Linked DNA regions of Homo sapiens: region 2 is linked to region 1. Evidence: read pairs that join two places in POLR2A ChIA-PET (ENCODE). Cell type or tissue: GM12878. All regions are shown on one strand. Each heading gives the region's core, and the rest is flanking DNA. Links, peaks and the distances in the headings are about the cores only.

Region 1 (12,609 bases), core at 2,944-10,943:
GATCCCAAAGGGTATCCTTTTAGTCTTTGTCATTAATAACATTATCTTTTAATCAGATTCTCCAATTGAGCATGACATGATTGGTTTTTTTATGTTTTGAAGTAGGAAATACTTTTTTTTTTTTTTTTTTCTGAGACAGAGTCTTGCTGTGTCGCCCAGGCTGGAGTGCAGTGGTGTGATCTCAGCTTACTCCAATCTCCGCCTCCCGGGTTCAAGCAATTCTCCTGCTTCAGCCTTCTGAGTAGCTGGGATTACAGGTGTGCACCACCACACCTGGCTAATTTTTGTATTTTTAGTAGAGATGGGGTTTCACCATGTCACGCTGGTCTTGAACTCCTGACCTCAAGTGATCCACCTGCCTCGGCCCACCAAAGTGCTGGGATTACAGGTGTGAGCCACCATGCCCAGCCAGAAATGCTTTTAAATACAAGTGTTCAATTGAAAATTAATAAGTAGCCTCACCAAACCTAAAATGGAGATTAAGTTCAATAAAGAGAACAAATTTTTAGTAGACCCAAATATATGATTTCATATCATAATTAATAGAGTAGTACTTTATTTCAGAAAAGAGGAGGTGAACAGCTGGATTTCCTCACTAGATACACTGTCTCTAACCTGCTGTAGAAACATTCTCCTTTAGATCATTTGAAGCTAGGAATTCAGGACTAGCCTGGAAACATAGTAAGACTCTGTCTGTCTCTACAAAAAAACGCACTAACAAATTAGTTGGGCATGGTGGTACCCGCCTGTAGTCCCTGCTACCCAAGAGGCTGAGATGGAAAAATTGTTTGAGGCAGGAGGTTGAGGCTGCAGTGAACCATGATCATACTACTGCACTCCATCCTAGGCGACAGAGTGAGACCCTGATTCTTGAAAAAAAGAAAGGAAGAAAGAAAATAAACATTCTCCTTTAATTGTTAGTTCTCTCCTTCACACTGTTAAAACCCTGAATGGGCCAGGCATGGTGGCTGACGCCTGCAATCCCAGCACTTTGGGAGGCCAAGGCGGGTAGATCATTTGAGGTCAGGAGTTTGAGACCAGGCTGGCCAACATGGTAAGACCCCCATCTCTACTAAAAATACAAAAATTAGCTGGGCATGGTGCCGCATGCCTGTAATCTCAGCTATTTGGGAGGCTGAGGTAGGAGAATTTCTCGAACCTGGGAGGCGGAGGTTGCAGTGAGCCGAGATCACACCACTGCACTCCAGCCTGGATGACAGTGAGATATGTCTCAAAAAAAAAAAAAAAAATCGGGCCGGGGGCAGTGGCTCATACCTGTAATCCCAGCACTTTGGGAGGCTGAGGTGGGCGGATCACAAGGTCAGGAGATCAAGACCATCCTGGCTAACATGGTGAAACCCAGTCTCTACTAAAAATACAAAAAAAAATTAGCCGGGTGTGGTGGACGGCACCTGTATCTCAGCTACTTGGGAGGCTAAGGCAGGAGAATGACGTGAACCCGGGAGGCGGATCATGCAGTGAGCTGAGATCACGCCACTGCACTCCAACCTGGGTGACAGAGCGAGACTCTGCCTCAAAAAAAAAAAATCGCTGAATGGTATAGCAAATCATCAAACTAAATTAGTAAACTTCAGAATGCAGTCTTTTGAAGGATATTTAAAACCTTGCAGTCACAAATAAAGGAGAGATAACTTGTCATGGTAGAGAACAAAATCAAAAGACAAGCAAGAAAAAAGCCAGCAGCAGTTGAAATTTAAAATAAAATTATGAGATAATAAGGCAAGGAAGAATGAAAAATGAATCCCGGGCCGGGCGCAGAGGCTCACGCCTGTAATCCCGGCACTTTGGGCAGATCACCTGAGGTCAGGAATTCGAGACCATGCTGGCCAACATGGTGAAACCTTGTCTCCACTAAACATACAAAAATTAGCCGGGCATGGTGGCAGGCACCTGTCGTCCCAGCTACTCAGGAGGCTGAGGCAGGAGAATCACTTGAACCCAGGAGGCAGAGCTTGCAGTGAGCTGAGATCACACCACTGCACTCCAGCCTGGGCGACACAGCGAGACTCTGTCTCCAAAAAAAAAAAAAAGGGTATCAAAAATCTTTTGGCTGGGGCCGGGCATGATGGCTCACATCTATAACCCCAGCACTTTGGGAGGCCAAGGCAGGTGTATCACCTGAGGTCAGGAGTTCAAGACCAGCCTGGGCGACCTGATGAAACCTCATCTCTACTAAAAATACAAAAAATTAGCCGGGCGTGGGGGTGGGCGTCTATAATCCCAGCTACTCGGGAGGCTGAGACAGGAGAATCACTTGAACCCGGGAGGTGGAGAATGCAGTGAGCCAAGATCGTGCCAGTGCACTCCAGCCTCAGTGACAGAGGGAGACTCCTTCTAAAAAAAAAAAAAAAAAAGGACCAGGCGCAGTGGCCCACGCCTGTAATCCCAGCACTTTGGGAGGCCGAGGTGGGCGGATCACCTGAGGTCAGGAGTTCAAGACCAGCCTGGCCAACATGGTGAAACCCCATCTCTACTAAAAATACAAAAATTAGCCAAGCGTGGTGATGGGTGCCTGTAGTCCCAGCTACTCAAGAGGCTGAGGTGGGAGAATCTCTTGAACCCAGGAGGTGGAAATTGTAGTGAGCCGAGATTGCGCCACTGCACTCCAGCCTGGGTGACAGAGCAAGACTCCGTCTCAAAAAAAAAAAAAAAAAAAAAATTGGCTAGGCATGGTGGCTCACGCCTGTAATCCCAGCACTTTGGGAGGCCGAGGCAGATGGATTGGTTGAATTCTCAGGAATTTGAGTCCAGCCTGGTCTCGAACATGGCGAGACCCAAAGTCAGGTGATAGAACCAAAGAACTAGGGAACTTCTAGCTCAAAAGGCATTATGTTAGTTGTGATTTTTTTTTTTTTTTTTTTTTTTTTTTGAGACAGAGTTTTGTTCTATTGCCCAGGCTGGAGCGCTGTGGTGCAATCTCGACCCACTGCAACCTCTGCCTCCTGTGTTCAAGCGATTCTCCCGAGTAGCTGGGATTACAGGCACCTGCCACCATGCCTGGCTAATTTTTGTGTCTTTAGTAGAGACAGGATTTCACGATGTTGGCTAGGCTGGTCTCAAACTCCTGACCTCATGATCCACCCGCCTTGGCATCCCAAAGTGCTGGGATTACAGGCATAAGCCACCGTGCCCAGCCCTTTTTGTTTTTTTAATTACGATTTAATACTAATTTTTATTTAATTTTAGACTTTCTCCAGTGGGAGAGACCTGTGCATATTTCTTAAAGAGCATAACCAAATCTAACTTTTAAAGTTATGATTAAAATGACATGTTCCCATATTCTCACCAAATAGGGGATGTGAATTCCCAGAAAATAACATTAAGCATATGACTCGCAGCAAACCATATGCAGAACATTGGCTCATTGTCATGTTGCCAGGGTCTTATTGGAAGACAAAGTCCCCAGTTTTACCACACAAGAAAAGTTTCCATAACTCAATCATTGAACTTGAGGGCTGGGGGATGGTGTTGGCTGGAACAGGGACTTTTTACCAGATACAGAATGTTCCATGCTCTTCTTTGCTGTCTCCTATTTCTGAGCTAACTTGATGCTTGACCTCAGAGTCAGGCTTGCCTGTGGCAAGAGAGATCATTTTAACCAGTGAGTAATAAAGTGCTTGAATCCGAATGTTGTTTCTTATCCCTCACTCTATGGAAAGTGGTCAGAATGAGCTACGTGGGCCTGGACTTTTTCTTCTACAGAAAGAAAATCTGTCCTTTCATTTTAGAGGATAAAATGGTCCATGTATTTGATTCTCTTTGACTTTGATCATTGAAAATAATCAGAAAAAGTTATGGAAGTGTGGAACCCCAGCATTTGTATTATCTGATGAAAGGATAGAATTTAAGGCTTAACACAGGGTTTAAACCCCAGCTGCCGAGACTCAGTTATACAGTCTAACATAACCTCTTTCTGCAGCTTGGGAAAACCCCTTTCTCTTCTTGTCCGTGGTAGTTTATATATCCTTCTCTTTTGACAGTTAACCTTTCTATATGTTTGTTATGGATATTGGGAGACCACATAAAGGTTAAAACAGGAGTTCTGGAGTTAGACTGTTAGATGAGAAATGGGTACATTGTATTTGGAAGTTACCGTTGACCATTTAATGGAGCATTTTAGTAGCATGATGAAAATTAAAACCCAAATATATTGGATTACATGGAATTGTGGGCTAGAGGAAAGGTCAAGCGAAAGTCATGTCTGACACATTTTAATTGTTTTGTAAATATTTGTTGACCAGATGAATTAATTCATTCATTAAATAGGAGGGACCAGTGTGTATTTTAGGCTGAGGGAAAAACTCTAGTAAAATGCTAGAGATAGAAAATATAAATGAAGAAAGGGAAGGATGTGGGAAGGAAATTAACATTCAGTAAGCACCCACTGTGCCAGATGCTTTACATAAATATTCATTTCATATCCATAACAAAACCTGTTAGGTACTATTACAGAGAAGTTAAATTCATATAAATGATAAGAGATGATTGAGATAGGATCAATTCTGGAGTGGATTGATTATCCTCATGAACCAGTTCTTTCTTGAAAACTGGAGTGAAGACTCCAAGATGTTTTGAGGCAGAGAAGGGGGACACTCCTGAGGGAGCACTCTGGAAGCCAGTGAAGTCATTTGCTGGAAGTTGGAAATTTAGACTAGAGCACCAGTTTCAAACAGCTGCTGTGTGAATTTGGTAGGGATGCAGCATGAATTCTGTCTATTCTCCTGTGCACACGTGCATCCACCTGTGTGCAGCTGTAGCTAGTTACTACTGTGGTTACTTTCAATGAAAAACCTACTGGTTTCTGTAGTGTACATTTAAGTGCATTTTTTCCCCTCTCCCAGCATCCTTCTAGATAGAGTTCCTTGAGGACAGAGATCATAACTTTTTTTTAAGTGAGATTGAATTTCAATCAATACTGTCACTTTTTTTTTCTTTTTTGAGACAGGGTCTCGCTGTGTTGCCCAGGCTGATCTTGAACTCCTGTGCTCAAGTGATCCTCCTGCCTCAGCCTCCCCAAATGCTGGGATTACAGGCATGAGCCACTGTGTCCTGCCAATACTATCACTTTTTTGGTTTTTTTGTTTGTCTGTTTGTTTTTTGAGACCAAGTCTTGCTCTGTCGCCCAGCCTGGAGTGCAGTGGCGTGATCTCAGCTCACTGCAACCTCTGCCTCCTGGGTTCAAGCAATTCTTCTGCCTCAGCCTCCCAAGCAGCTAAGACTACAGGCATGCACCACCACCCCCAGCTAATTTTTGTATTTTTACTAGAGTCGGGGTTTCACCATATTGGCCAGGCTGGTCTCAAACTCCTGACCTCAGGAGGCCTCGGCCTCCCAAAGTGCTGGGATTACAGGCATGAGCCGCTGTGCTGGCCTGATTTTTAAGTTTTAGAACTCAGTGAGTCTTCAAACCAGTGCAGATCTGTCACTATAAAAAGCTGCCACCAGGCCCACTCACACCTGTAATCTTAGAACTTTGGGAGGCTGAGGCGGGATTGCTTGAGCCCAGAAGTTTGAGACCAGCCTGGACAACATGGTGAGACCCCATCTCTTGAAAAAAATTTAAAAATTAGCTACTGTGGCCCCAGCTACTCGGAAGGTTGAGGCAGGAAGATTGCTTGAGCCCGGGAGGTCAAGGCTGCAGTGAGTCGTGTTTGTGCCATTGCACTCTTGAGTGGGCAACAGAGCAAGATCCTGTTCCCAAAAAAAAGCTGCCACTGGGGCCAGGTGCAGTGCCACTCGCCTGTAGTTCCAGCTACTTGGGAGGCTGAGGCAAGAGACACAACCTCTTTAAAAAAAAAAAAAAAAGCTGCCACCAGTCTGTCATTTTCTATAAATGCAATCAGTTGATTTTTAACAGAGTTTTGTTTTGGCAACCAATCAGTTTTACCTAGTCCTTATAGACCACTCCTTTAGCTCTGGCCACATTCATCAGCACAAATGCCTGCTTTTCTCCTGCTGCTCAAGTCTGCCTTCTGAAATGAGGTTTTGTTCTCTAGAGCTTCTCTTTAATGTTAGCTTATTTCAAAGAGTAGCTGCTAATGATAAGGAAGTCTAACCTCCAATCTGATTCTTACAGAAAATAATGCTAAATCTCCAAAAGCTAGGGCAATTGCAGATTATTTTGTGATAAAATATGCTGTAAGGCAGTAGAAACAATGTACCTGATAAAATACACCTGGAGAAAGCATGGTCTTCCTTCTACACAGCCAGAAAGAAACCCATGGTGTCATGTGTTCATAATACCACTCTGCGTACAATGGACTAACTTAAGTACAAAAGAAGTTTTAATCATTTGAAAGGGCACAGATGTGAATGAAATTCAAGATGTTTTAATCCCAGATCCTGGGGTCAAATCACAACGAATTTTAGAAGGTGCCAGGGACTGTCAGTCCAAACTTGTATATATGAGAAAGCCCTAGATTTTCTAGTATAGTGTGTGATTTTCATCCTGAATTTATTTTATGTTGGGGTGCCATTCCAAGATCCTGGATGTAAAGAAACATGATTAGGGGGCTACCACATTTCAGATCCAAAGCAAGTAGAATACATCAGTTACCAGTTTTTTCTTATAGTATCAGCTTCAAAGATTCATATACTGAGCCAGGCACAGAGGCTTATGCCTGTAATCCCAGCATTTTGGGAGGTCAAGGCAGGCGGATCACTTAAGGTCAGGAGTTTGAGACCAGCCTGACCAACATGGTGAAACCCTGTCTCTACTAAAAATACAAAAACTAGCAGGGTGTAGTGGTGCCTACCTGTAATCCCAGCTACTCAGGGGGTTGAGGCAGGAGAATCGCTTGAAGCCGGGAGGTGAAGGTTGCAGTGAGCCGAGATTGCGCCACTGCACTCCATCGTGGGTGATAGAGCCAGACTCCGTCTCCAAAAACAAAACAAAACAAAACAAAAAGATTCATGTGTTCTATTCAGTTAAATGGTAAAGATAATAACACTTTCATTCCAGTCACACAGGATAACTAGATCCTTTTTTACTAGGTTAAATATGTGTTTATTTTCAGTTAGCACCTGTTCATTTACTTATTCTGGATTAATAAAGGGCTGAAAGGCTGTAGATATTAATGAGTCAGCATGATGGCCTTTGGCTTCTTCAGAAAGATTGCATGATAAACTCCCCCACCCTTTTCCGAGCAGTCTACCTTACTAGGAAAGGCAGTTTCATGTGGAGGGCAATCTGTCATTTTTGAATAAGGGCAAGAGTCTGAGGTCCATTCTGAGTCACTATGAATAGAGCTCTAGTATTGGTTGGTCCCCAGGGAAACTGGTGGTTAAATACTGTGAGAATCTTTATCAGACAGGAAATGACAACTCATTAAAATACTAGCCGTTAAGCCTGTTTAGATCACTGCCTAGGGGGTAGGAAGGAAAATTTAACTCTATAATGTTTGACTAAAATGTGCACATTTCTGAAGATGGAGAATTATTTACAAGACTGTTACCGAGAAAGGGAATTGCTAGGCTGTCTTGTTGCTGATCTTCTCCCACACCCTCTTTTCCTCTTTTGTACATATAACAGATCAGCTTGTAATGGGAGTAGGATAGGGAAGGGCTTTAATTTCATTCCTGAAAGTGTATCCTACTATTGCCTTAAATGTAAAATTCAGTCTCTTCAGCAGAAGAGGCGGTTGTTGGCTTCAGTTAGAACAGGATCATTTTCTATATAGGAGTCTACTCCTGTGCTCCTGGGCCAAATCTCAATTGATAGAACTCTCTGGGGTCAGAGGATAAATTTGATGTATTGATTTACATACAGTGGTCCTCATTCAATCAAGAAAATTCTAAAGATCCTGATATTCATTTAGAACATAATTAAATTTTATAACTCTGGGCACAGGTTTTCAGTCTCCTGAAGTTGGGCTATCCAGATTTGGTGGGGGCGGGGACAGGGGCTAGCTCTGTTGCCCAGGCTGGAGCAACATCTGCCTCCCAGGCCCAAGTGATCCTCCCACCTCCTGTCGCATGCCAGCATGCTCAGCCAATTTTTAAATTTTTTGTAGAGAGGAGGTCTCACTATATTGCCCAGGCTGGTCTTGAACTCATAGGCTCAAGTGATCCTCCCACCTTGGCCTCCCAAAGTGCTGGGATTACAGTGAGCCACCAAGCTGAGCACTCTTTTCTTTTTATAAGTACCCTGACCTGAATCTTCTCCTGAAAAATTTTTTTTTTCATTTATAAGCTTTCAGGGATCTGACTTATGACACCCTGAGATTCTTTAGACTTTGTGATTAATCATCAGAGGGAATACTAACCCAGCACAAACAATGAAATAAAGGTAAAAAACTGTTGTGCCCAGACTTTTTTCTAAGACAAAAGGCTTATTACTCTTTGTAAAGAGGCTATCGCCTCCTTACTAGAATTTATGTCAGAATGTTTTTCAGGAGGGTAAATATAACCTATATGCTCACATTAATGCTGAGATCCTCAAAAAAGTATTTGAGAAAGGAGCAGAGCCTATATTAAATAAAAAATTTACTTTATTAATGCTGGTAAAATATTCTTAGGCTTAGAGACTTCAACTGCTTAGACTTTAAGTATACACTCTGTAAATAGGGCTAAACAAGGTGAATCAATCTTTTTTGTTGGTGTTTTAAGAAACAGGTTCTCCCTCTGTAGCCCAGGCTGGAGTGTAGTGGTGTGATTTTAGATCACTACAGCCTCAACCTCCTAGGAGGGCTCAAGCAGTCCTCCCCACTCAGCCTCTTGAGTAACTAGGACTACAGGTGTGCACCACACCTGGTTAATTTTCTGTGTGGGTGTAGAGACAGGAGTCTTACTGTGTTGCCCAAGCTGATCTTGAACTCTTAGACTCAAGCAGTCCTCCCACCTCAGCCTCCCAAAGTGCTCGGATTACTGGCATGAGCCACCCTATCCTGCCTGGCCAGATTTCAGATCTTACTTATTTATTATCTATCTATCTAATCTATTGATTTATTGAGAGAGAGACAGGGTCTTGCTCTTTCACCAAGGGTGGAGTGCAGTGGTTCAATCCTAGCTTACTTTAACCTTGAACTCCTAGGCTCACAGGATCCTCCCATCTCAGCCTCTTGAATAGCTAGGACTACAGGCACTTGCCATCACACCCAGCTACTTTTTTAAACTTTTGTAGAGACAGGGTTCTCACTATGTTGCCCAGGCTGATCTCAAACTCTTGGCCTCAAGTCCTCCTGCCTCAGTCTCCCAAAGTGCTGGGATTACAAGCATGACCCATCACACCCAGCCTAAAATACAGATTTCTTGTCACATAAGTGATTTCCAGAAGCAGAGTAACATATATATTAAAAACCATAGAAAAATAATAGATTTTGTTTGCAATTTGGCAAGGGCTCTTGGCAGAATTTTGCCCAAATGTTATTTTGAATGGATTTTTTTTTTTTTTTTTTTTACAATATTTAAGCTTGCCAAGAAGTTTGTCTTAGGTCTGTTTAACAGATTCTAGGTATGTAAGCATGGGAAAATATTGTTCCCATGAAACCAATTTTGAGCTCTGAGTAGGTTTCAAGTCTGTGTTTTTTTCTTTAAATAAAAAAAAAAATTTTATTTGCATTCCTGAGTTTTTTTTTTAACAGAAGTTAACAATAACAAAAGTGTAAAAATTGCCACTAGCATCATTTGTTGGAAATGTGTTTGTTTGTTTCGGAGACAGGATCTCACTATTTTACCCAGGCTGGAATGCAGTGGCTATTCACAGGCGTGATTATAGCTCACTAAGCCTCCATCCCAACTCCTGGGCTCAAGAGAGCCTCCTGCTCAGCCTCCAGATTAGCTGGGACTACAGGCATGCGCCACCATGCCTGGTGGAAAAATTTTTTTTAATCTTACATTTGCTGTTATGTTTGTGCCAGGAATAAAAATATGAAGATACTACTACCCACTAAGATTTTTCTACCCACTGTGTTCAAGGTTCACAGCAAGGAAAAGCAAATGAGATCAACTTTTTTTTTTTTTTTTTTTTTTTTGTCACCTAGACTGGAGTGCAATCTCAGCTCATTGCAGCCTCCACTACCCAGGTTCAAGCAATTCTCATGCCTCAGCCTCCCGAGTAGCTGGGACTACAGGCACGTGCCATCACACCTGGCTAATTTTTTTATATTTTTAGTAGAGACAGGATTTCGCCATGTTGCCCAGGCTGGTCTCGAACTCCTGAGCCATGGTGCCCAACCTACTTCTTTTTTTGTTTTTCTAAGGCTTTCTCACCTAGAGCAAGTACCTACTTACATAGCTAGTTTAGGTATATTTTAGTCCTGCAGTTGACTGAAAAAATAGTTCTATGTCCATTTGTTCTCCTTCTACTTTATGTTCTTCTATGTCACAAAATTGTAGTTATTTGTTTTGTTTTGTTTTGTTTTGTTTTGTTTTGTTTTGAGACAGAGTCTCGCTCTGTCGCCCAGGCTGGAGTGCAGTGGCACAATCTCGGCTCACTGCACCCTTCGCCTCCCGGGTTCAAGCGATTCTCCTTCCTCAGCCTCCCGAGTAGCTGGGATTATGGGCGCCCACCACCGTGCCTGGCAATATTTTTTTTTTTTTTTTTTTTTGTATTTTTAGTAGAGACAGGGTTTCACCATGTTGGCTAGGCTGGTCTCGAACTCCTGACCTCAGGTGATCTGCCCACCTCGGCCTCCCAAAGTGCTGTGATTACAGGCATGAACCACCATGCCCGGCCGAAATGGTAATTCTTTGAATTTAATCAGAGCTTAAGGGCAAATTGGAGGACTTCCCCAACTTAACTATGGGATGAGATTAGCATCTTTAGCAAGGTGCACAGGGTTGCAAGAATGTAATGGCTTAGGGAGAATGGCATTTAGGGTATTTCCTAAACCAACTATAGAAAGCCTTTGAACTGTGTTGCAAATTATTACTCCCACCGTGTGTGCACTTTAAATTAATCTTAAGTGTCAGAATGGACTCTTGCTTCTGGTCTGCTGCTTGAGAATAACTTGACACATGAGATTTAGAGCTGGCATTATTGTTTGCCTTAAATGCATGTTAAGAGTGAGAGCTGTAATTTCTATTTTTATCTAGTCCGTTACTAAAATAGCTTTAGTGATAATTAAGCAAACTATAGTATAAGAGTACTTTGTTGAAGCTGAGGCATCAGTAGCCTAAGTCATTGTAGAGGTAGAGAAATGAAAAACAGAAGTAACTAAAATTTTGATGACAGTTTGGGAAACCAAGGTGGGAGGATCTTTTGAGGCCAGGAATTTGAGACCCACCTGGGCAACATAGTGAGACTCCATCTCTACAAAATATAAAAAGAAACATAATAATAATAATAAATAAAACTTTTAACCTCTTGTCTGTTTTCAACTGTTTTCCTAGTCTTTCATGGAAACCTCCATAGAGACACATAACAAATTGGTATATTAATCTCAGCATTATCCTCAAGATAAGTTATACATCATGTGAATACACATCATATGATGTACTCTATCAGCTAAAATGTATCTATCAGCTAAAGTGTATCTCTTTTTAAAATTATTATGGGTACATAAAGTGTATCTCTTAATGGACTTACAATGGTAAATTATTTACCTTTTCAAATTATTTTGAAGGGAATCTAGAATTATTATTTCCAGTCCCTTCCTCATTTCCCTAAACAACAAAAACATACTCTTTGTAACATTTGGGTCTTGGTTCTTAATTTTCTCTTAAATAATGGCTTGACTATGGCTATCCCTGGTAGATTTAAATGACAATTTACAGTACTGTTTTTTATTTTTGTTTTTGTTTTGTTTTGAGACGGAGTTTCCCTCTTTTTCCCCAGGCTGGAGGACAATGGCGCACTGCAACCTCCACCTCCCAGGTTCAAGCGATTCTCCTGCCTCAGCCCCCCGAGTAGCTGGGATTACAGGCGCCCGCCACCAAACCTGGCTTATTTTTTGTATTTTTAGTAGAGACGGGGTTTCACCATGTTGGCCAGGCTGGTCTCGAACTCCTGACCTCAAGTGATCCGCCTGCCTTAGCCTCCCAAAATGCTGGGATTACAGGCATGAACCACCGCACCCAGCCTTGTTTTTGTTTTTGTTTTTGTTTGAGATGGAGTCTCACTCTGTTGCCCAGGGTAGAGTGCAATGGCATGATCTCAGCTCACTGCAACCTCCGCCTCCCAGGTTCAAGCGGATCCTCCTGCCTCAGCCCCCACTAGTAGCTGAGATTACAGGCATGTGCCACCGTGCCTGGCTACTTTTGTTTTTTGGGGGGGTTTTTTGTTTTTTTGGTTTTTTTATTTTGAGACGGAGTCTAGCTTAGCTGCCCAGGCTGGAGTGGAGTGGTGCGATCTAGGCTCACTGCAACCACCATCTCCCGGGTTCAAGCGATTGTCCCATCTCAGCCTCCCAAGTAGCTGAGATTACAGACACCTGCCACCATGCCCAGCTAATTTTTTTTTTTTTTTTGAGACGGAGTCTTGCTGAGCTGCCCAGGCTGGAGTGGAGTGGTGCGATCTGGGCTCACTGCAACCACCATCTCCTGGGTTCAAGTGATTCTCCCATCTCAGCCTCTTGAGTAGCTGGGATTGCAGGCACTCTCCATCATGCCCGGCTAATTTTTGTATTTTAGTAGAGATGGAGTTTCACC
Region 2 (12,609 bases), core at 1-8,000, 160 kb before region 1:
ACTGGGCACCTTAAATTGAAAATGAATTTGTGCTTTCACCAGTAGTTCTATATTAGTGAGATTTTATAGTAGAAAAAGTCTTTAAATGCTATAAAATTGAAACTTAGGAGCAGCGTTTAAGTCTTTGTTTGTTTATAGGTTGGATACACTCCAGATTGGATATTTCTGCTGAGAAATGTAATGCGAATCAGTCCAGATCAGGGACAGCAGTTTGCCCAAATGTTAGTTCAAGATGAAGAGCCTCTTGCTGACATCACACAGGTAATGTGATTAAAATATATTTTGTAGAAGCTGATTGAAATGGAGAGTGGGGGCCAGCCATGGTGGTTGACTTGGGAGTCCAAGGTGGGAGTATTGCTTGAGGCCAAGAATTCAAGACCAGTCTGGGCAACATTGTGAGACCCTGTAACTACAAAAAATTTAAAAATCAGCTGCATGTGGTGGCACATGCCTGTCGCCCCAGCTACTCGGGTGGCTGAAGTGGAGGGATAGCTTGAGCCTGGGAGGTCGAGGCTGCAGTGAGCTATGATCGTGCCATTGGACTCCAACCTGGGCAACAGAGTGAGACTCTCAAAAAGAAAAAAAAAAAAGGAAAACTTACAGTTTGTAGAAATTAAAGCTTTGTCACTCTATATGGATAAACCTCAAATGCCTTGCAAAAAAAGCAAGTTGCAAAAGAATGGACAGTATGAAACCATCTGCATGTAGTTTTAATACATGCAAAACAAACATCTTATTTAGAGATGTATGTGTATTAAAAATATGAAAAATACATGGGGATGATAAAACAGGATAGTGGTTGCCACTGGGTGTGGGGAGAGGGAAGAGATGCATTTGTAAGTGTGAGTCAGAGTCCTTCATATTTATGCTATTGGTTTTCTAAAGTTCATAAAAATAAAGGTCTGTCAGGCTGGGTGCGGTGGCTCAGGCCTGTAATCCCAGCACTTTGGGAGGCTGAGGTGGGCAGATCACCTGAGGTCAGGAGTTTGAGACCAGCCTAGCCAATATAGCGAAACCCTGTCTCTACTAAAAATAACAAAAAATTAGCTAGGTGTGGTGGCAGACGCCTGTAATCCCAGCTACTCAGGAGCTGAGGCAGGAGAATCGCTTGAACCCGGGAGGTGGAGGTTGCAGTGAGCTGAGATCGTGCCATTGCACTCCAGCCTGGGCAATAAGAGCGAAACTCTGCCTCAAAAAAATAAAATAAATAAATAAAATAAAATAAAGGTCTGTCGGTTCAGTTGTATTCTGCTGTTATGTAATATCTTGAAATATTTTGTAGTTGTTTTTATCAGAACTCAAAATAACTATGATCCCTAGAGGACAAAAATTTGTTCTTAAGTGTTTATATTGTCCAAATAAAATTCTCAGGTAAAGAAAGAGTTCATGCATAATTTTGTCTACATACTCTCCATAGTATCTTAAAACAATTTCTTTTAAATCTTTTTTTGTAGATTGTAGATGTCTTTATGGAATACAATCTAATTCAGCAGTGTACTGCATTCTTGCTTGATGCTCTGAAGAATAATCGCCCATCTGAAGGTCCTTTACAGACGCGGTTACTTGAGATGAACCTTATGCATGCGCCTCAAGTATGTGTTTTAATGCTTTTTAGGCATGTTTCCAACATTGTTTTAGTAATTGTGCAGCGCCTCTCAGATTGTTATGCAAAGCTACTGAGGGGCCTACTCCTTATTAAAGAAAATGTAGCTATTATAATATTCTTTTGTACTTTAACAGTTCACTATTAAACCTTAATCTGTAATACGGATATTGAATTACTCATGTAAGTGGAGTGGACAATAAACTTGCCTTGTTTGTGGTTTTACAGGTTGCAGATGCTATTCTAGGCAATCAGATGTTCACACATTATGACCGGGCTCATATTGCTCAACTGTGTGAAAAGGCTGGCCTACTGCAGCGTGCATTAGAACATTTCACTGATTTATATGATATAAAACGTGCAGTGGTTCACACCCATCTTCTTAACCCTGAGGTATTTCAGTTTCTTACCTAATAGATGGTGTTAGTTGTGATTAATAGGTACACTGAAAATGTGTTTGTGGTACTAAATATTAATAATTTCATACCACCATGAGGTTCAACATTATTTCATTTATTCATTCATTCATTTATTTTGTCTTGTAGTGGTTAGTCAACTACTTTGGTTCCTTATCAGTAGAAGACTCCCTAGAATGTCTCAGAGCCATGCTGTCTGCCAACATCCGTCAGAATCTGCAGATTTGTGTTCAGGTGGCTTCTAAATATCATGAACAACTGTCAACTCAGTCTCTGATTGAACTTTTTGAATCTTTCAAGAGTTTTGAAGGTAATTAGGAGTTTTTGAGTTTTTAAAAAAAGTACTTAAGGTAGCCAAGAAGAGGTATGCTTATGATCAGGCTGTTGGAAATTTTGTTTTTCTAAAAATTTGGTTCTATGGGACATTTTAATTTTTTAAGTTTTATTCAATATATGTCAAGGCCCTTTTATGTTGGATTCTAAGGATATGCAGTGAACCAGACCATCTGTTTGGATATTTTATAGATGAATTAAAGGTAGAATTTTAAGAGAAAAATATGTAGTGGTGTTGAAATTGTATAAAATGAAAATACAGGTTGAGTGTCCCTAATCTGAAAATCCAAAATGCACCAAAGTCCAAAACTTCTTGAGCACCAACATAACGCTCAAAGGAAATGCTTGTTGGAGCATTTCAGAAATCGGATTTTCAGATTAGGGATGCTGATCAGGTAATTATAATGCGAATATTCCAAAGTTCAAAATCTGAAACACGTCTGGTCTCAAGTATTTTGGATAAGGGATACTCAGTCTGTACTAATGATCAGGTATAATAAAATTTTATGCTTATATGTCTGACTCTTATAATAGCAGGTGATTCTCACTAAGGGCATTTTGTGATTTGTTGCTATTTAGCAGGATTTCTTAACCTTAGTACTATAGACATTTAGGGCTGGATAATCATTGTAGAGGGGTGTTCCTGTACATGTAGAATATTTAGTAGAATATTCAGCAGCATTCCTGGTTTCTACCCACTAGATTCCAGTAGCGTCAGCTCCACCAGTTGTGACAACCAAAAATGTCTTCAGACATTGCCAGTGTCACCTGTGAGGAAAATCACCTCAGTTGAGAACCACTGCTATACAGGGTACTAACGTAATCACTGTTGGGTGTCTAACTTCTGGTCCCCAACTGCCTTTCTCTCCTCTCTGTACTAGTAGTACTCTATTGAGAAGGGGTAAGAGAGTCTAGTAGTTTTCTTAATTTTTTCTTAATTTTCCCAGTTTCAAAATGTTAACTGTGCACTAAATTTACACTGTTTAGTACAGTCACTAGCCACATATAGTAGCTATTTACATTGAAAGTTATTAAAGTGAAATAAAATTTAATATTTAGTTATTCAGTCACTCTAGCCACATTTCAAGTGCTTAATAGCCACATGTGTTTAGTGGCTATTATATTGGAAGGCAAAGATAAGATTTTCATCATTGCAGAAAGTTCTTCTGGACAATACTGCACTAAATTCTTCCCAAATTATTTTGTATGTTTCCTATAAATTGCATATTGAAAAACACCAGGTATTGGGGTCTTCATTTAAAATTTCCCATATAGGGGCACAATGGTGTATGCCTTTAATAATCCCAGTGCTTTGGGAGGCCAAGTGCTTGGGGCCACAAATTCAAGACCAGCCTGGCTAGCATAGCAAGACACCATCTCTACAAAAATTTTCTTAAAAATTAGCCTGGCATGGTGGCATGCATCTGTAGTTCTAGCTACTTAGGAGGTTGAGGTGGGAGGATTGCTTGAGCCCAGGAGTTTGAGGCTGCAGTGAGCTATGATCGTGCCACTGCACTCCAGCCTGGGTGACAGAGACCTGCCTCAATAAAAAAGAAAAAAAGGAAACATTGGGTTGAATTGTCTATTCTTCAGGATTAAAGTGCAATCCATTTTACTGATCTGATTAATGGAATAGTTAGTATTTTTATCGCGCTTTTTAAGCAACCAACTTATATTTGGGAGTATTCAATATAACAGTTTTTTAATTACATAAATGTTTTTCAGTCATTCTCAAAAGTGTGCCTATGCTTAATTGTAATTACTTGTTTCTTTAAGGTCTCTTTTATTTTCTGGGATCCATTGTTAACTTTAGCCAGGACCCAGATGTGCACTTTAAATATATTCAGGCAGCTTGCAAGACTGGGCAAATCAAAGAAGTAGAAAGAATCTGTAGAGAAAGCAACTGCTACGATCCTGAGCGAGTCAAGAATTTTCTTAAGGTAAGTGGTTTTGAGTAATGTGTTTTCTGGTTGGATTCCAGGTTAGCAGTTCTACAAGGGTTTGGTCATAGTTCAAAAATATTTTTTCCCTAAATGTGAAGTTGTTAGCATTCTTAAGTTGTGTGCTGGATTATTTCTTCCAAACATAATATTCTGTGGTTTCCTTTGAAATACGGAAGGAAATTGGTGAGTAAGAATGACCATCTGTTTAAAAGAAGAAAAAAAAAATAGCACTATTTCAAAGGAATTTCCTTTATTTTAATTTTGGATGGAAAAATTTAGAAAAGTGGTTGTATACTTTCAATGTCATTTTAGAATCATTTAGGCTTTTGAATATTAACATCAGCTTGCTCTTCATACCATTTTGAGGAGCCTCTATTGTAGGCAAAGGGATCTGTTGTCTAAGGAATGTATAGGTTTACCTCTTTCATCAAGTTTGCTCAACTCTAGAAACTAAAATATTGTTATTCATATATAATTCATAAAGGTAAGATCAAACAAAACGCTCAGCTTTGTGACACATTAAATCAGTTAGAGAGGAGTAAGGACCACCTGTGTTGCAGGGAGGAGTAATGGTTGAGAGATTCTGAACTCTAGAACATCCCTAAGGGCAGTTAATTTTGTTTAATGTTTAACTTAGCTTTAGCTTTATTCTTGTAACTGCCAGTTACTTTGTGATGGAAATAAAGCTTTAAAATTGATAGCTATCTATAAAAGGCTAGGAAAACTACAGAACACTTAGATTACTGCTCTCTCACTGCCTATTATGTGTGTGTGTGTACACTATATATATATATAATGATTCCTGAGACTTTATAGAAAGTTCTGAAGTATTTTTTGTCTTGGAAGAATTTTACATTACAAGTAAAACCAAAATGTTTTTGTAGAACACAGTATAGAAAGTAGGCTTTTCCTACTCCCAGATTATCATCATTTGTGTGTGTGGTTGCATTGGCAGATTGTTCTTTTGAAGAATTTACTACCTGGGCTCTAGATTAAATAGCAAAACCCTTAGGGGTTTTAGTGTAATGAAGTAGTCAAAATGTTGAAACTGCTCTACATTTTAGATTAAAAGATACACTTTTCAAAAAAGTATAGCTTTAAAATGTCTTGGCCATCATGAATATTCTGGGTAACCTAGCTGTGCTATGTTTGGACCAAAACTTTCTGGTGTCAAAAAACCCCTCCAAATGAGAAAGATTTGATACTCTGTGCTTGACTAGTGTACCCATACTACTGATTCACTTCCTTCTTTGAGTATCATTACTATTTCCTTTAAAAAAAACAACAACAAAAAAAACTACTACTAGATTCTTTTGGGGGCAGGGGGTGTTGGGTTTTTTTTTTTGTTTTTCTTTTTAAGCTTTTAAGTTCAGGGGTGCGTGGGCAGGTTTGTTATATAGGTAAACTGTGTCATGGGGGTTTGTTGTACAGATTGTTTCGTCATCCAGGTATTAAGCCTACAACCCATTAGTTATTTTTTCTGATCCTCTCCCTCCTCCCATCCTCCACCCTTCAGTAGGCCCCAGTGTCTGTTGTTCCTCTCTGTGTCCATGTGTTCTCATCATTTATCTCCCACTTGCTAGTGAGAACATGCAGTATTTGGTTTTCTGTTCCTGTGTTAATACTACCAGATTCTTAAATGATTTCTTTTTGTTTTTATTGAGCCCTCAGCTTCTATGCTTAAATTGTAACTTCTTTAGCTTTGGATTTTAATATTTGAGTTATATATATATGGAAAGCAAAATGAAATTAGCTATTATTTAATTATCACATTTTTGAGCTTTAAAAAAAATCCTCTAGTAAAGAAATGAAAAACAATCCTCTGGGTACTAGGATGGTACTGCCTTAGGTTTGCATAGCCCATGGGATCTAATCAGATGAAGATTTCCCCTCCACACTTGTGAACTGGGTACAAGCCTGATATAGTAGGGGTGTGGATGTGGATTATGAGCTTTTGAGTCAGTCAGACCTGTTTCAAATTCTACTTAGCCATTGTTTGTTCATTCAGTATATGTCTAGCTGTTACCTCAGGCAAGTTAATGAATATGCCTCAGCCTCAGTTTCTTCAACCATAAGCTATGTTTATTTATCAAGTACCTTGTATACTATAGATGTTTAGGCAGTAACTATTACTGATAAGTGATAAGCCTTGGAAAAAGGTGGAGTCAGCCTAAATGGGATTTCTGTCAGGCAAGTATTTATTTCTCTTTGATATCAATTTGTACTTGACTCTTTGAAGGAATTTACTTCCAGCCAGGATTAGAGGTGAATTTAGGGTCTTACGTCTACATAATTTGACATGGGAGCTCAATACTAAGATGCAACTATCACATTCATCCTCTGATGCCAGTGTTGAGAGTGAACTTATTAGATTCCTTGTTAACCTCCAGTACAGGGTTATGATGCCTCTTATCACTGTTATTAAACTTAATTTTAGAGGTACTAGCTACATGATAATTTACTGGTGTTGTAAGTAAACCCTGTGTCATAAGAAAAATACCCTGACTCTGATCTTGAATATTCAAGTGCCAATTGTGTGTTAGCCACCAGGAATAAAGAGATTGGTAGAACATAACTTCTCCTTTAAGGTACCCTGTGAGCAGGATAAAATTGTGTCATTAGCATCATTTGACTCATGCCCTAAGTTTGTAGAACTGTAAGCTCTCTGTAGAAAGCATATAACTGTTCATCAGACCCATGATCTGCTCCTTGCTACCTTTGATCTTATTTTCTACCTTTCTTTTTTTCTTTCTTTCCTGGTTTAGCTTCAACCACACTGGCCTGCTAGCTATTCCTGGAACTCCCCTAACCTTGTCCTGCCGAAGGGCCTTTGCTTGTGCCCTGTACTACTATTCTCTCATGACCTTCTTTCTCCTTTACCTTCTTTGGGTTTCTGATTGAATGTCAGAAGAGAGGATGTCTCAGGTTGCCTTGTGTAAAATAGAACCCATTCCTACCCCATTTTGCTTGTTTTTCTTTATAACACCACTATGAAACGTCTCCTCCCACTAGAATGTAAGTTCCTTGAGAGAATGGACTCTGCTTCCTTTGTTCCCTGCTGTATCTCCAGTACCTAAGAACAGAGTCTGATACTTGGGTACTCATAAATATTTGTTAAATGAACAAATTTATGTTGAAGAAAACCTCTGACTATGCTAATATAATTTCAAGTTTGATCTTAAAATCTTTAACCATTATAACTGGAGGTTAATTAAACATTTAGTAAGTAATTTAATATTATTAAAATGTTAACATTTCTACCATGTATAAAATCATGTGCAAATTTTAGCAATCAAGAAAATAACCTAGATTTTGTCTACTTTTTAAATCTGAAATTTTCTTTTGGAATACAGTTAGTATTCCACAAAAGTGGAATTATTTGCCACAGAAATTTTAACACCTATGCATGAAAACAGAATAAGTAATCCTAGATTATCTGTAAGTGATAAAGATAACAAAAATATTTTATATGTGTATAGGTAAGATGACTAGTGTGTTGATCCATACTTTTTTGATGTTCATTTAGTAGGAAAAACATGACATACTAAAATTTTTACATAGATAGATGCAGACAGATTCTAGAAATGATCGTAACAGCTATTAGTGCAGAGTTTCCATGGTGTTAAACAATACTTATTTTAGAAAACCTTCCTTAATGTGGAAAATCTGCAGCTTTACAGACATTTTTATTTTTTAATTTAGGATGGCTATATTAAAATTAAGATTTACCTTGGTGTTCTTGGGACACTTCATAGACTAGTCTTCGTATTATTTATAATCGAGTAACTAATATCCCCTAGTCTCAGGAGCCATTTAATTCTAACCTTGAAAATAATGTTCTTAGTGGCCATCACTGGGGAAAGTTCTACCCTACTTAGTTCTGCTTCCCTAGTAGACTGTGTTAGAGGAATCATTTATTGAGGAATGTTTCACTGTGTATAAATGAATTCCTGATGGAAACTGTTGTTTTTTGTGCTCTACCTTATGTCTGTGGAATGTAACAGGACATGTATCAGGTAAATGCCCAGTACAGGTTTTACTTACCTGTCTATAACATCTTCTATGTCAGTCTATAAGTAGGATTGTAGTTTGGTATCTGTAATGGAATGATAAAAGCAGTTGGCAATTTAAAGATATCTTTTCTTTAAATGCTGGGTTTTTTTTTTTGTAGGGGGTGGGTTTTCTTATGGCCACATGTGGTCACCATCATGCTGCTCCTTGTAGGCTTTGTTATAATAGAGTATTAGAGGCTGGTTGTATAGATTGGATGTGGGGAGGGATAGAAAATCATTAGTTTGAAACAAATGTAAGCCATTTATGCCATATGTTTGACAATGTGACTATAGTTATTAAGTTGATTTTAAATACGGTAGAAGTGTTATTACCAGTGAAAGTCCCAGTATGGTGAATTTATCATCTGAGAGCCACTGGCTCAGGTATCTTAATTTGTTACTCTTGTTTTTTGGTAAAGGGTGTGTATGGGAAAGACTTGGTATCTTGCTGTGTGAATCTAAGTATTGCTTAGTAAAAATTTACTGAAACTGGGATGTACACACTCAACTATTGGGACATTCTTTCTTTAACAGAAGAGCTATGTTTGTGTGAGCCTCTCTTGTTAGCGTAGAACAAATTCTCATATGTTACACAGATTTGATACCTCATAGAAGAAATTTAAAGTTTCCTTTTGTTTGTCTTTTTTTCAGGAAGCAAAACTAACAGATCAGCTACCACTTATCATTGTGTGTGATCGATTTGACTTTGTCCATGATTTGGTGCTCTATTTATATAGAAATAATCTTCAAAAGTATATAGAGATATATGTACAGAAGGTAAGTAATATGTAGGTAATGTAAAGGTATAATCTTACTATAGATTTTATTTCTCATATTCTGGAAATCCTTTTGAAACTCTGTGCTCAATAAGAGTGGTCTGCAGCTTTTAACGTGGGATTTTTTGTTTTTGTTTTTGTTTTGGAGACAGGGTCTTGCTCTGTCACCCATGCTGGAATACAGTGGCACAATCACAGCTCACTCTAACCTTAAACTCCTGGGCTCAAGCAGTCCTCCTGCCTTAGCCTCCAAGTATCTGGGACTGCAGGTGCATACTACCATGCCCAGCCTGCTTTTAATACTTTTTCCCCAGCAGAATCCTTTCTTGGAATAAAATTCTACGTGCTTCCCTAGCAAGCCGACTCAGGGAAGGGGGAAAAAAAAAACATGCATGCCAAGTGTGTAAAATATAAGAATAGAACTGCTATTATTGAAAAAGTTGGGTGGCCTAGGGCCTTACTAACTTGATAGACCCTGAGGTATCCATGTAGACTCCAAAGCAGAGTTTTCAAACCATCTTAAATACAGATATTAGATAATTCACCTTCTAACTGTAGAAACAGGCAGTATTGCTATAATGGGAGCCTTTTTATTAGACAGTCTTGCATAGTCATCTTTGACTGTATCTTCTTTGGACTTATTTATCATATGGAACAATGTTTCGGTAACTAACCAAACCGGTAGAGACAGAATATAGTATATGTGCTTTCAATACTTATTAAACCATGAAGTCTTGTTTTTAGCTGGACTTCCTGCTAAATTCCTCTATCTAGTTGCAAATTTAGACCCTCAGTTTATTACTGAATTTAAAAACTGAACTTAAAGAAAAAAAAACTGAGCTTAAAAGCGATAGAGATAAATGCTTTTTTAAAATTCCTCTTTGCTTTTAATAACATAATAACATTCTTCTACTTCTTTTTAACCACAGGTGAATCCAAGTCGACTTCCTGTAGTTATTGGAGGATTACTTGATGTTGACTGTTCTGAAGATGTCATAAAAAACTTGATTCTTGTTGTAAGAGGTCAATTCTCTACTGATGAGCTTGTTGCTGAGGTTGAAAAAAGAAACAGGTGTAGTACCATTTTAACAGGGATAAGTTACTCTTTCTTAACATGGCAATAGATAAAAATATAGGTAGTCATTTGTTCCAAAGCTACTAAATAACACATGGAGAATAATTTCCTGAAGACACCTAACATAGAGGTGATAAGCTAGCTAATAGCACTGGGAAAAAATCTGTTTTCTGAAACATTATAGCTGTCATAGGAGATCTGTTAACTTGGTTGATCATTTTTTTGGCATGTTTATAATTACAGCTATGTGGTTTGACTTTATATGTTTTTATATAAACTATGTACTAAGTCTCCTGTTTAGGTGTGATACCTGTGTATTTAACAACTAATTCTGTACTGATCAATCATGTGGTGTTTCCAACCTGAGAAAGCTGATTAAAAAAAACAGTGTGGTGTTTAAGTGTGAGGCAAAAGAGTTCCCTGTGCAACTCTTGAGTTCAATTGATATTTAATTTACAGTACCTTAACATGATAATATGGATTTCCAATAGAATATAGTATAAGTGCTTCTAAAACTTACAGACTGTGAAGTCTTTTTTTAGCTGGAACGTTCTGAGGAACTAGTGTTTAGGAAGTACTGATGTAAATGAGTTTGGTGAGGTGGTATGCTAGTGGGAAGTTCTGCTGTTTATGAGAAGAAATTAAGAAAGTCTGTGGGTTTCATTTTAACCTGAGTTGATATAGGTGATCTACTAATTATATTCTTAGAATTTATATTAGAATGTTTCAAACATGGAAAAATTTTGCATTTAAGGGTAATAGAGATATGCAGTTAATACTGACCTAAAGGTTTGAGCCTAGTTTCAAGTGATTTTATGTCATAACAATTTAACATTTAATAAGAGGTTCAGTTGAGTCTGAACCTATTGAATCTATTACCTGAAAATAATCTTACTGCATATTCCAAGCAAATGGCAGTTACAGTTAGATAATTTAGTCTTTAAGTGACAAATTATATTGTGAAAAGCTAGATTCACATCTAAGTCACTAGTCTAGACATGCCTCAGCTAATTTTTATTCCTTAAGTTGACATGGCGTATCTTGGATTGCACATGTTTATAGGAGCTGGATTTTTGCCTCTATTTATTAAAATTGTCTTCTCCCTAATGGGAGGGTTCATAATAACCATGTGAATTTGATATAGCCAAAATAACGAATAATGCTTTTTCTCTGGCTGCTTTTAATGTTTAAATCATTGGTAAAAGAGGCTTGGGCCAGGCGTAGTGGCTTGTGCCTGTAGTCCCAGCTTCTGGGGAAGCTAAGGTGAGAGGATTGCTTGAGCCCAGGAGGTCAGGGCCGCAGTGAGCCCTCCACTGCACTCCAGCTTGGGCAACAGAAGACCCTGGCTTTAAAATAAAAATAAAAGGAGGCATGGTCATCAGGACTATCGAAACAAGCTATAGTATAGCAAAACTGTGCTCCTTGATGGAGTGTTTATATGACAGCTGCAACTATTAAACCCAGAGCTTCTAAAGCTATCAGATTTTATTCCCAATATGTATTTAGGGTTTGGCTGTAGGTAATGCTGTATGTTAATTGTGTTAAAGCTGAAAGAACTCTCAGATAATCTGGCCTATGTAATATCACATCCCCATCCTATCCACAAACAAAATTTTCTGAAGTCTAGATATTTTGTGTGTTATAAAGAAAGGACACTGTATGAATCTCTAATCTTTTATTCAGATATAAGGAGGTAAGTATATCATATAGCAGATAAACCTGGGAGAGTGAAAAATAGCCTTATATACCTTCTTTTTATTCTTGGACAACTCAATCATATTTTGAGTCTTAATTTCCCAATTTATAATAGGATCACTGATAATTAAAATTAATGTAAAGCCAGGTACAGTGGCTTGCACCTATAGTACCAGCTACTCGGGAGGCTGAGGTACTAGGATCACTTGAGCCCAAGGCTGTAGTGCACAATGATTGTGGCTGTGAATAGCCACTGCACTTCAGCCTGGACAATGTAGCAATACTCGGGGGGCGGGGAAAAAGTATGTGAAAGCACATTATAGACCATAAGGTATTTACATAGTTAGCATGTCAAGAGTGTGTTATTTATAATACAGTATGTGTGTGTGAGGTTTTTTTCCTTTTTTCCTAGATTGAAACTGCTTCTGCCTTGGCTAGAGGCCAGAATTCATGAGGGCTGTGAGGAGCCTGCTACTCACAATGCCTTAGCCAAAATCTACATAGACAGTAATAACAACCCGGAGAGATTTCTTCGTGAAAATCCCTACTATGACAGTCGCGTTGTTGGAAAGTATTGTGAGAAGAGAGATCCACATCTGGCCTGTGTTGCTTATGAACGTGGCCAATGTGATCTGGAACTTATTAATGTGAGTACTGCTAGCTGAATATGTAGAGAAGCTGCATTTTTAAAAACCTGTTACATGAGAGTTTCAGGG

What was found. Peaks named below come from ENCODE experiments on the same cell type or tissue, not always from the same donor. Only the 100,000 strongest peaks of a DNase experiment are listed, where the experiment ranks them.
Region 2: POLR2A ChIA-PET joins it to region 1 with 6 read pairs; 4 of 35 experiments call an interaction of 5 or more read pairs at or near these places.

The regions. Positions count from the first base shown.
Region 1 is chr17:59,822,215-59,834,823 of GRCh38, forward strand. The region is part of intron 10 of VMP1 (vacuole membrane protein 1); the gene reads left to right. Among named protein-coding and RNA genes, the nearest start is that of MIR21, 13 kb to the right of the region's middle. RefSeq lists enhancers at 7,565-7,754, 12,396-12,609. In GM12878, for the core only: no CTCF peak of the experiment used is centred there; DNase peaks (open chromatin) are centred at 5,929, 7,257 and 10,917; H3K4me3 peaks cover 4,301 bases; H3K27ac peaks cover 8,000 bases.
Region 2 is chr17:59,664,649-59,677,257 of GRCh38, forward strand. CLTC (clathrin heavy chain) reads left to right here. Exons shown (of 32, transcript NM_004859.4): 10 at 139-261; 11 at 1,455-1,592; 12 at 1,832-1,996; 13 at 2,149-2,329; 14 at 4,129-4,292; 15 at 8,999-9,124; 16 at 10,053-10,195; 17 at 12,306-12,540. Among named protein-coding and RNA genes, the nearest start is that of PTRH2, 36 kb to the right of the region's middle. In GM12878, for the core only: no CTCF peak of the experiment used is centred there; a DNase peak (open chromatin) is centred at 4,877; H3K27ac peaks cover 1,396 bases.